3 separate regions of the Homo sapiens genome follow, and all the other regions are linked to region 2. A link is a loop called in an ENCODE intact Hi-C map of the cell type or tissue named here. Cell type or tissue: IMR-90. All regions are shown on one strand. Links, peaks and the distances in the headings refer to the core of each region. The heading gives the core; the rest is flanking DNA.

Region 1 (3,553 bases), core at 690-3,189, 150 kb before region 2:
GCAAGAACCCCAGCCCTGCAGCGCCCCACAGTCCCTTACAGGGTGGCGTGTGGGGCGGAGGGGAGAGGAGGAAGAGGAGGAGGAGGAATAAAATCCAATATTTTAGTTTCTAAGTCAAAACAACTAATCATTTTCTAAGAGAAGATTCTGGGAGAAATTTGATAAAATGATGCCAACAAAGTGTTTAGCGCAGTGCTTGGCACACAGTAAGCACTCAATAAATGTTAGCTGCTCTGTTATTAGACTTTTTTTTTTTTTTTTTTTTTCCTGAGACAGGGTCTCACTCTTGTCACCCAGGCTGAAGTGCAGTGGTAGGATCTGGGCTCACTGCAGCCTCAACCTCCTGGGCTCAGGTGATCCTCCCACCTCAGCCTCCCGAGTAGCTGGGACTACGGACATGTGCCATCATGCCTGGCTAATTTTTTGCAAAGACAGGGTTTTGCCATGTTGCCCAGGCTGGTCTCAAACTCTTGGGCTCAGGCAATCCAACTCCCTTGGCATCCCAAAGTGCTGGATTATAGGCATGAGCCATTGCACCTGGCCTAGACCATTTTTATGGTATGTTGTCAGGGTAGAGTTTAGTGCAAACCAATATGCAGACTTGCGGACCATGTGATTGCCCCTTGGGCTTAAGGAAATCTACAGAGAGGTGAGCACCCTAATGCCAGCCAGTAATGGACTGGCACACAGGGGGTGGTGGGACCTCAGGAAGGTGCTTTGCCTTGCCAGGTGGGTTGCACCCCAGTGCATTCATAAACAGGCTCAGACCTAAGTGCCAAGCATTAAGTGACCTGTTCCTCTGTGCCCCCCACCTCTCAGGCTAATGCACAGTGCTCCCTGCCCCACACTCACATTCATACTCTTCCTTGACTTCCTCTGGACTCTGCCTTGGCTGGGTACCCTGCACAGCCCCCCCTTCTTCTAGACTGCCAGACCTGGGGCAGAACAACGGGGTTTTAGTCTTGACTCTGTACCTACTGCTGACAGCACCAGGCAGGAGAATAACTTCTCTGTGCCTCAGCCCTTCCCTGCCAACCAGCCAGAGAGGCAAGAAGCCCGCTCTGCCGACTCCATAGTCCTGTGGTGAGCAGACACTTAGCCAGGACCACGGTGAGTGAGGAAGGCAGTCTTCATTTTATTATTATTATTTTCCGAGATAGAGTATCACTCTGTCACCCAGGCTGGAGTGCAGTGGCGTGACCTTGGCTCACTGCAACCTCTGCCTCCCAGGGGCAAGCAACACCGTTGCCTCAGCCTCCCAAGTAGCTGTGATTACAGGTGTGCACCATCACGCCTGGCTAATTTTTGTATTTTTAGTAGAGACAAGGTTTCACCATGTTGACCAGGCTGGTCTCGAACTCCTGACCTCAAGTGATCTGCCTGACTCAGCCTCCCAAAGTGCTGGGATTACAGGCTCAGGCTTCATTTTAAAGGTAGAACGTGGAAATTATTATTTATTATTAAGAAGGATTGAAGAGAGAAAGATACTGGCTCAGTGGGGGTCACTGCTGGAGGGTGGGGTCAGGAGGGCAACAGCGGTTGGTCTCAGAGGAGGGGATTCATTTCACCATCAAGTCTGGAATGGGTGCCGACTGGAAAGAATTGGGGTTTTTCTTGTATTTATCTTTGCATTTCTTGCATTTCTTTAAAGCAAATCATCATTTCCCAATTCAGCATCCAAGTTTCTCAAAACTGATGAAAGACAGTCTGGAAGCTACACTCCTGTACCCAAGCTCAGGTCATTCTGGCTGTTTAAATGCAGAAGGTGGCGATGCAGAGTGCTTCTCGGAGTACGGCCAGGCAGCCTGCTAACAGCACAGGGACTGCACGCGCACCGCACACACACTGCTTTCCTCTGAGAGCATGCCACTGCTTGCAGGGCCTCGCTCTCTCTGGGAGCCGCTCTGACAAATGCTTTAATTGTTCAAAGCAGACAGAGTTTGTTTAGTCATGTCTGCTGAGGTGGGAAGGGTATTATAACACATCTGTGCTGGCTCTTTCTGCATGGGTCATCCAGTTCTCAGGCCTGCCTGCAACCACCACCCTCCAGCCAAGACCGAGAGGCGTCCTCAAAAAAGCCAACGACACCTCTGATCCAAGTAGAAGGTCCTCCTCTGTCCAAAACACATACATGCACTTTCAAAAGAAAAGGAGTGAGAAGGAAGTCTCTGGGCCCCTCCTGTCTCCTGGGCAAGAGGATGGTGGTGCAGATGGGTCATGCTAGGGTGAGTAAGAAAAGGGCAAAGGAGCAAAAGGTGACAGAGCCAACACCTGAGGGGCTGACGAGCACAGAGCCATCTCAGCATCCTTGGTACCTTCGGGCAGAGACATCAACTCTCTGGTCCTTTCTGCCCTGTCCCCTCCCACTGCTACCACGATGACGTGTGGGGTGTCCCCTGCCATGCTTGCCACTGAAGAGACCAGGACGTTGCTAACCAGGTGAAGCCTCAATTATGAGAAAAAAATCAAGAAGTTCCCTATTTTTAAGGCTGTGGTATTCAAGAGCCAGGTGGTCACAGGGACAAACTTCACGTTGCTGATAACATCGTATACTTCCAAGTATTTAACAAGTCTCCCTCATGAAAACAAGCCCTTGACCTCATCTGACTACCAGCCCAAGGCCAACAGGACAAGCTGCTGTATTTCTAAGTCCTGATTTTGAAGAAGGCCCTTCATTCATATGACTAAGACTTAAAACAATTCTCTGTTTGAAGCCACGTATCTGGGAACATAAAATCAATGTCATCTATAGGCTTTACTGCTTGTGGTAGGAGGGGCAAGCAGCTTCTCTTGTGTTACGGTTCCTAAATGTTATTGGATTTTTCCTCCCAATCAATGATCTTAATTACTTTCAAAAAGGGCTATATATTATCTTTAAATATTTATTTGTTAAGTCTTAAAAAACAAAGCAAACTCCCAACTCTTCAACCTGGCTGGCTTTGGAGGTGCCCCAGGATGTCAGCCTCAGCCTCTTCATTCCCAGGCCTTCCTTGCCCCGTCCCCCTCCCATGCCCTCCTGTCCACCTACACGTGTAGTTTCCACTGTCACCTGAATGTACCGCCCCCTTTTTTCCACAGTGCCTTCCATATGGTATTTCTTCTACCTGAAATGTCCTCCAGGCCCACCTTTGCAGTTCCCATCCATTCTGCAGAAAGCCTATCTGTACCTCTCTCCCTCCAGCTGACAGTCTGACCGAATATGCAGTCATGAGTCCAACATCTTATTTATGACTTATCTTCTGCTGTGTCCCTGAATTGTGATTTTATTCTCATAATGCTGTTTTAACTTTTTTTTTTTTTTTTTTTTTGAGATGGAGTCTTGCTCTGTCGCCCATGCTGGAGTGCAATGGCACCATCTCGGCTCACTGCAACCTCCGCCTCCTGGGTTCAAGTGATTCTCCTGCCTCAGCCTCCCGAGTAGCTGGGACTACAGGTGCGCACCACCATGCCCGGCTAATTTTTGTATTTTTAGTAGAGATGGGGTTTCACCATATTGGCCAGGCTGGTCTCAAACTCCTGACCTTGTGGATCTTCCTGCCTCAGCCTCCCAAAG
Region 2 (3,553 bases), core at 385-2,884:
ACCAACATTATTTTGTATAGCACTTCAACATGAAAATCTTTACTTATCAGCAATCATGAGCCTTAAAAGCCCAGGTCAAGTCGCTGGGCAGCAGAAGGCTGAAAGGAACACTTGAAAGGAAATCAGCTATCACATACAGTGTGCATGTAAAAATCACTCAGATGGTATCCGAAAGCCTATTAAAACACGAGATGCCATCACTGTAGTTTTGAGATATATCAGCCGTTTCACATTACGATGGCTAACATACCAGCTCTATTTTTAGAGCTTCTGGAAAGATCAAAGCTGAAGGGGCCCTTTTAGTGGCTCCCCATCCAGGCCCCTAATCTCTGTTTACTTTTTCTTTGTAATTATGTGGATCTGCAGAAGATGCATAGCCAGGGCCGCCTCACCCTCAGAGTAACGCTTTAAAAAATTGCTCTATGAGGGTCCTGGCTAGGAGGGAACCCTCTGGGGAGGAACAAAGAGCAGTAAAGTTCAAATTCAAGACAAAATTAGCATGATGCAAGTATTGATACAGAGTTGAAATATTTTAACTCAGTCTCCCTACACATTTTCTCAGGCTGGTTTTAAACCACTGTGAGAATGAATACAGATCCATGAAAACAAAGTCCTTTCTGAGGGTTTAGACCCCACCCTTCCCCCACAAAAAGCCCTTAGTTGGTTTCAAGGGCTCCAGCTGGTGAGGCTGCGGTCAAATGCTGACCCGCTCACTTTTAAAAACAAGTCCCTCCAATACAAAATGACTTACTTTGGAAGAACAAGCTGTACATTTGTCAAATGCCAGGCTGACGGGAAGGACATTATCAAACCGTGAAAGAAATCCCCGGATCTAAAAACAAACAAAACAAAACAATTCACATCAAACACACAACGACCACATCTATGAAATGCACGTCTGGTTTCTGACAACAAGTAGGAAATGATTAATATGGCGGCCCGGAAAGAGATTATGAGCAAAAATAAGTTCGAAATGAGTATTTTCCCTTGTAACGTAATCAGTTTGCAGAAGAACTATATTAGGTCCTTTATTCCATTAGGAGCCAGGGCTTACAAGCTTTTCAAATATTTCTGACCTAAAAACAAACTGACTCTAAAATACAAAAAGCAAGCTGTAGTATCTAAAGTATTTTTTAACAAATGTCTTCCAAAATGTTGAACAGGTCCACTGGTATACTCAACTCTTAAGCTCCCACATGTGTTCTAGTGAATATGGGGTAAATACACATTTCTATGACATGATTTTGGGTGGGGTCTCACAAGGAAAGATGGCTTGGGGGACTGTGGAAGGCCGAAATGGCCCTAGACATATATCCAGTTATTTGCTTGATTTGGAACAGATAGAGATAAAATGTAAAACATCATCAGATTTATGGGGAAACAGCACCACCTTGAGCATAAAATTCTGGACTACAACTGAGTTACATTTCCAGAGTATCAGCTATAATCAGGTTTCACAAACTATAACTGAAGTAATTTATTCAGAACATTATACCTGTATATACTATACTTACACCAAAGGGGGAGCTTTAAGCTGTTCTATATATCATAAAAATATGAATGGTAACATCTCTAAACTCTCCATAGGACTCAACGTTTATAATAAACCAGACAACACAAATATTATGAATTAATTTATTTGACCTTTCAAATTCCCCATTTTATGTTGAAAAACCTCAGGCTCAGGAAGAATGGCAACTTGGCTCAGGTAAACAGTAAGTAATGGAGCCAAGACTCAAAAATGGACCTCCTGATGTGAACCTGCCCCCGGCCTGAGCTTCTCTGCTTCCCTCCCTCTCAGAATACCACAGCGTTTGTCTTCAACACTAGGTCTTCTCACAACTTTAACACTCTCACTTGAACAGAACAGAAGACCCGATCCACCACCGTTTAGCCATCCTATTAACACCATGCCCTCTCCCTCAAATCCCCCACCCCCCGAAAAACAAACAATTTGACAAACTATTTAAAGAAAAAGGCTTCTTTTGAGTTTTGGATAACTCCATCCTGATGCTCACACTGTAACAGTGTTAACTGTTTGTGCATACTTCTCTCTGGAAAAAAATCAAACCTGGAAAAACATGCCTACAGCAATTTTTTTTTTTTTTTTTTTTTTTTGGAGATGGAGTCTCACTCTGTCGCCCAGGCTGGAGTACAGTGGTGTGATCTCAGCTCACCGCAACCTCTGCCTCCTGGGTTCAAGTGATTCTCCTGCCTCAGCCTCCCGAGTAGCTGGAATTACAGGCGCCCACCACCACACCCAGCTAAGTTTTTTCTATTTTTAGTAGAGATGGGGTTTTGCCATGTTGTCCAGGCTGATCTTGAACTCCTGGCCTCAGGTGACCTGCCTGCCTCAGCCTCCCAAAGTGCTGGGGTTACGGGCGTGAGCCACCGCGCCCAGCCCGAATTTATCATTTCTATCAAACACTTGATCTCGGATTGCATTAAAAAACACATAGCATATTGATAAAGACATTTTAAAAATTTGGCAGGGCACAGTGGCTCACGTCTGTACTCCTAGCACTTTGGGAGGCTGAGGCGGGCAGATCACCTGAGGTCAGGAGTTTGAGACCAGCCTGGACAACATGGCAAAACCCCCACCTCTGCTAAAAATACAAAATAATTAGCCGGGTGTGGTGGTGCACCCATGTAATCCCAGCTCCTCGGGAGGCTGAGGCAGGAGAATCACTTGATCCTGGGAGGCAGAGGTTGCAGTGAGCTGAGATCCAGCCTGAGTGACAGAGTAAGACTCCATCTCAAAAAAAAAAAAAAAAAATTGGTAACTGGTATAAGTTAGATAGCCTCATCATAAACATATGAAAATATGACAACCTTTTAGTTCCTAACATCTCAGGAATGTGGTAACCATTTCATAATCCATGACCTGAGGCATAATCAGGGTCATAAGTTTGCTATTCAGGACGTCAAAATAGGAGACATCAAAATAGCAGAAAAGAGTTTAATAGCAAGTCACAAATGGGAATGCTGAAATCTTCACGAGCTCTGGAAGTTACAGGCTTGAGAATACTCACAGTGAGTCTCCTCTATACCCCAATTACTTTTATATTAAGTTTACTTAGAAAAGAACTTCATCACATTTAGCATATTTTTCCATTAAAGTTTTTTAACACAGCCTACAAGTCATGTGTCCATCTATGTTTCATGGAAAGGTTTCTGCATGCTGTTTTCTCTAATATGGTTTTCATCAAACTTACTTTATGTTGCACAAATACTGGTAATTTTCTCTGATACTGTCTTATCATTGGAGGTGGGCAGGTAAAGCTGAGGGACAGGGAGAAAGTAGATCCAGTTGGGGTAGAAAGGGAGAGAGGAAATAGAGAAGAAAAACAACAACACCACCACAGGTGGCGAGGAATAGAAGAAAAAGAAGATGCCGTGCACGGTATTGGTTGAATGAGGGTCCACACACCACCGTTCAGCAGGCCCAGACAGTTCTTTACTAGGAAACAGATTTATTTTCCCAGAAAATGAAGTAGAATAATATGTGTGTGAGGACTTTCAAATTCACCAAGTTTGTATCAGAAGGCCCACA
Region 3 (3,553 bases), core at 690-3,189, 340 kb before region 2:
TGAGGGGCGTGACCGAGGGCGTGGCCTGGCTGGCCTGGCGGAGCCCGGCTCAGGTTGGCCGGTGCCTCATTCCAGGGATTCCTCGCGCTCCCGCGCTCCCGTCCGCCGGCCCGGTCCGCGCGTGCGTGTGCGTGTGCGTGTTTGGCGGGGGCCCGTGCGGGGGCTCGGGCGCGAGCCCGCCTGTGCGTCTGCGCGCCCTCGGGGTGCGCCCCGCGTGCCCAGGTCCCGTCCCCGCCCCTGGGTCCCCCGCAGGGCCAGGCCGGCCCCAGGCGGGCGCGCCCAGAGCCGCCGGGCGGTGAGTGCGGTTGACCCGGTCGGCGGGGCGGGACCCGGGCTGGGCGAGGGCTGGCCTGAGAGGGGCCTTGGGGTGGGCTGTCGGAGCAGAACCGGGATGCCCTGCGGGAGGGAGGAGGTGGCGGGTCCTTGCCGGGCCGCTCGGGAGGCGCCGGTGGGAGCGGAAGCGCCTAGGCTCCCGGAGGACGTCCTGGGAGTCGGAGGCTCGGGGCGGGCGAGGAGGCCCGCGCCTGGCACCCCGCGGTCCCCGCCGGCCTCAGGGAGGGCTGTGATGTGGACTGCGGGAAGGGGCACCGTACTCTTCCTGTGCTTCCTGCCCGGTCCCCAAAACAGGACTGCACACTCTCCCTGCACCCAGTGCAGGCCTCGCGGAAGAGCACAGGGCTGTTCGCTTTTTGTTTTGCTTGAAGTCTCCTTTGATTCATCACCCTGAGACATTTAACTGTCTTAGGTTATGAAGACAGTGCTTGCTGGGGCTATTCGTATTTATGTACGTTGCTGGCATGTGTTCGTCTGTTTAAGTTAGATGATTAAAAAATCGGTTTCACTTTGATCGTCGGTGCTGTATGTTTGCTAGTTGTAGTCCCTTCTCTGTGATTAATAAGAACCAGCAGCCTGGCGCGGGAGGGTAGGGGTGTGGGGAAGTGGAGGCGGTTCTGCTGGGTTTTATCAACAGCTGGTTGCCCTCTCTTTGAAAGGCACTGTCTCCCAGTTTGTGGAGTTTTAATATCTTGTTCTATACCCAAGCCTACCTCTACTCAGAAGGAGTCTGGCAGTTGTTTCCTCTAAATAGTCAAAGACAAAAAAAAAATTAATTTGCCTATTAGGATTTGAAGGTCAGTTTTGCATACCATGTTAGCATACCAAACTTTAACTCTTTCTCTACTCGCTGAGTCCACGGACTTGTACTGTTCATTGTTTCCTGCTTGCATCTAATGAAGAGTCTGCGCATGACTGGGAGGGAGTAGAGTGGGCAGTTTAAGGAGACCTTTGGGGTCGGAGCAGTAAAGCTGTCCCTGTGGTGTGATCTTGGGACAAGTTATTTATTATCTCTAAGTCCCAATGCTCTCAATTTAAATAAAGGATTTAGAAATACTTGATTCAGAAGTTTCTTGTCTTACACTCAAGACAGTTTTGAATTTTTTCTTGTATTTCCTGTTACATCTGGCCTGAAAAGTCATCTCCCCCACGGTGGAAATGATGTAAACCCTTCAATTCGTTGTTTAACTTTGGCAAAATTTTAATCCCAGGCTAATTTCCCCGGCCACCGTTTTTTCACACTTCTGGGCAGCCTGCCTTTGCTTTCCATTTGGAAGTGAATGCAAACTAATTTTTATGTTGACCAAAACACAATACAATTAAGAAGATAATTCTGCTATAAATAACTATGGACTACATTCCAAAACTGTGAATGTTGTAGTAAAAACAGCTCTGGGTTATTATTTCTGGAGACTTGAGTTCTAGTCCTATCAGTGTCACTGACTAGATTTATGACCAGAAATGTTACTCGTACTCAAACTTTGTATCTTATTTTCCTTTGTAAAAGGGTGGTAATATTAGTTCCAATACATCACAGAGTTTCAGGAATTACAGAGAATAATGTGCTTTGAAAGTATTTTGTGTTATTTATAAATTCTTTGAAGCTTTGAAAGAGCTACATAAACACAGTTGTTACTGCTATCCCCCAACTGATTTAAAATTATGACTTTATCTGAAGATTTTAACACTTCTTACAGACATGATAATTATGTAAAAACTTTCACTTTTAAATGTTCTGGGCCGGGCGCGGTGTTTCACCTATGTAATCCCAGAACTTTGGGAGGCTGAGATAAGAGGATCGCTTGAGGCCAGGAGTTCCAGACCAGCCTGGACAACAGAGAGACTCCCGGCTCCCAACTGTACCAAAAAAAAAAAAAAAAAAAAAAAATCTGTAGTGGGAAATTCCTCTTAACTCCTTATGGAGGCAGCCCTGTTACCAGTCTCTGGTGGTTGCCAAAACAAATCCAAAGGGAGAGTTTATTTCGTGTCTCTTCTAGGTATCTGTCTTGGAGAGTTTTGCTGTGCAGCTTTTAATTTGCCTTAGTAAAATAATGAGTAGGTTAACAATAAAAGTTGTTTTGTAACTTTGAACATGACCTAACAAAAGTACTAAAAGTTGTAAGCTCAGGAAGGAAAAATAAAATACACGGGAAAATTTTAACGTCACTGAAATTGTGAAACTCCGTCTCAAAAAAAAAAAAAGCACAAAAATATATAAAAACATGTTACTAAATAGACTGCAAAAAGCACAGTTGTTTACAGCATGAGAGCTCAAACAAGAAGGCAGGGTATTGCCTTCTTGTTTTGGTGTGGTGATTTTAACATACCAATGTGTCTGCTTATTGCTTGTGTGAGATGAGCTGTTGCAGCTATGAGAACCTGGTGAAAGAGAAAGTTTTTTGTGTGTGTGAGTTAAGAAATTTCTTCGAGGTATGTTAACTGAGGCTCATTTGTGCTTCTTTCAGGGAACTCACCTAAAGTTAATGAAGCTATGGGTGGGTGTTTAATAGAAGAGTAAAGTGAATGCTGCTAATCTGTAGCATTTAGGATCTGTCCACATAAACCACCCCCCCGCAAAAAAAAACCCAGTATCATAAGAACTAGATTGCAAAATCTTGATGCAAGATTTGGCAGATACAAACTGCCAAGGTAGGAAAAGGAATGTAGGAGGTGCTAAAACCAGAACAATTATACCTTCTTGAAATACAGAATAATAGCACTTTTGCAAAGAGAGAAAACTTTGTAGAATGTACTTTCTGTGTCTCATGCCTCAGGTCTAATAGCCAGATATAGTCGATCCTCATTTTTCGTGGTTCCATGTTTATAAATTTGTCTACTCACTAAAATTTATTTGTAAGCCCCAAATCAATGCCTCTGACACTTTCTTCGACATTTGTGGACATGTGCAGTATGGGGAAAAATTTGAGCCTCCCAATGCACATGTTCCCAGTAGAGCTCAGACAAGGCACTACCCTGCCTTCTTGTTTGAGCTCTCATGCTGTAAACAAGTGTGCTTTTTGCAGTCTATTTAGTAACATGTTTTTATATATTTTTGTGCTTTTTTTTTTTTTTTTTTGAGACAGAGTTTCACTCTTGTTGCCCAGGCTGGAGTGCAGTGGCGCGATCTCAGCTCACTGCAACTTCCACCTTCCGGTTTCAAGTGATTCTCCTGCCTCAGCCTCCCGAGTAGCTGGGATTACAGGCACCCACCACCACACCT

Evidence for each region. Peaks named below come from ENCODE experiments on the same cell type or tissue, not always from the same donor. Only the 100,000 strongest peaks of a DNase experiment are listed, where the experiment ranks them.
Region 1: a loop joins it to region 2, with 3.0 times the contacts of the local background. A loop is called at or near these places in 15 of 110 quality-filtered maps.
Region 3: it touches region 2 in a loop (4-fold over the local background); 10 of 110 quality-filtered maps call a loop at or near these places.

Annotation. Positions count from the first base shown.
Region 1 is chr3:11,528,581-11,532,133 of GRCh38, reverse strand. All of the region lies in intron 20 of ATG7 (autophagy related 7), which reads right to left. It also overlaps the pseudogene CSTBP1. Among named protein-coding and RNA genes, the nearest start is that of VGLL4, 110 kb to the left of the region's middle. In IMR-90, for the core only: a CTCF peak has its summit at 1,773; a DNase peak (open chromatin) is centred at 1,833; H3K27ac peaks cover 1,568 bases.
Region 2 is chr3:11,377,251-11,380,803 of GRCh38, reverse strand. It overlaps ATG7 (autophagy related 7), which reads right to left. Exons shown (of 21, transcript NM_001349232.2): 19 at 752-832. Among named protein-coding and RNA genes, the nearest start is that of ATG7, 110 kb to the right of the region's middle. In IMR-90, for the core only: a CTCF peak has its summit at 1,399; a DNase peak (open chromatin) is centred at 1,373; H3K27ac peaks cover 241 bases.
Region 3 is chr3:11,716,159-11,719,711 of GRCh38, reverse strand. It overlaps a transcript of VGLL4 not described here. Among named protein-coding and RNA genes, the nearest start is that of VGLL4, 74 kb to the right of the region's middle. RefSeq lists a silencer at 1-654. In IMR-90, for the core only: no CTCF peak of the experiment used is centred there; no DNase peak of the experiment used is centred there; H3K4me3 peaks cover 1,009 bases; H3K27ac peaks cover 1,174 bases.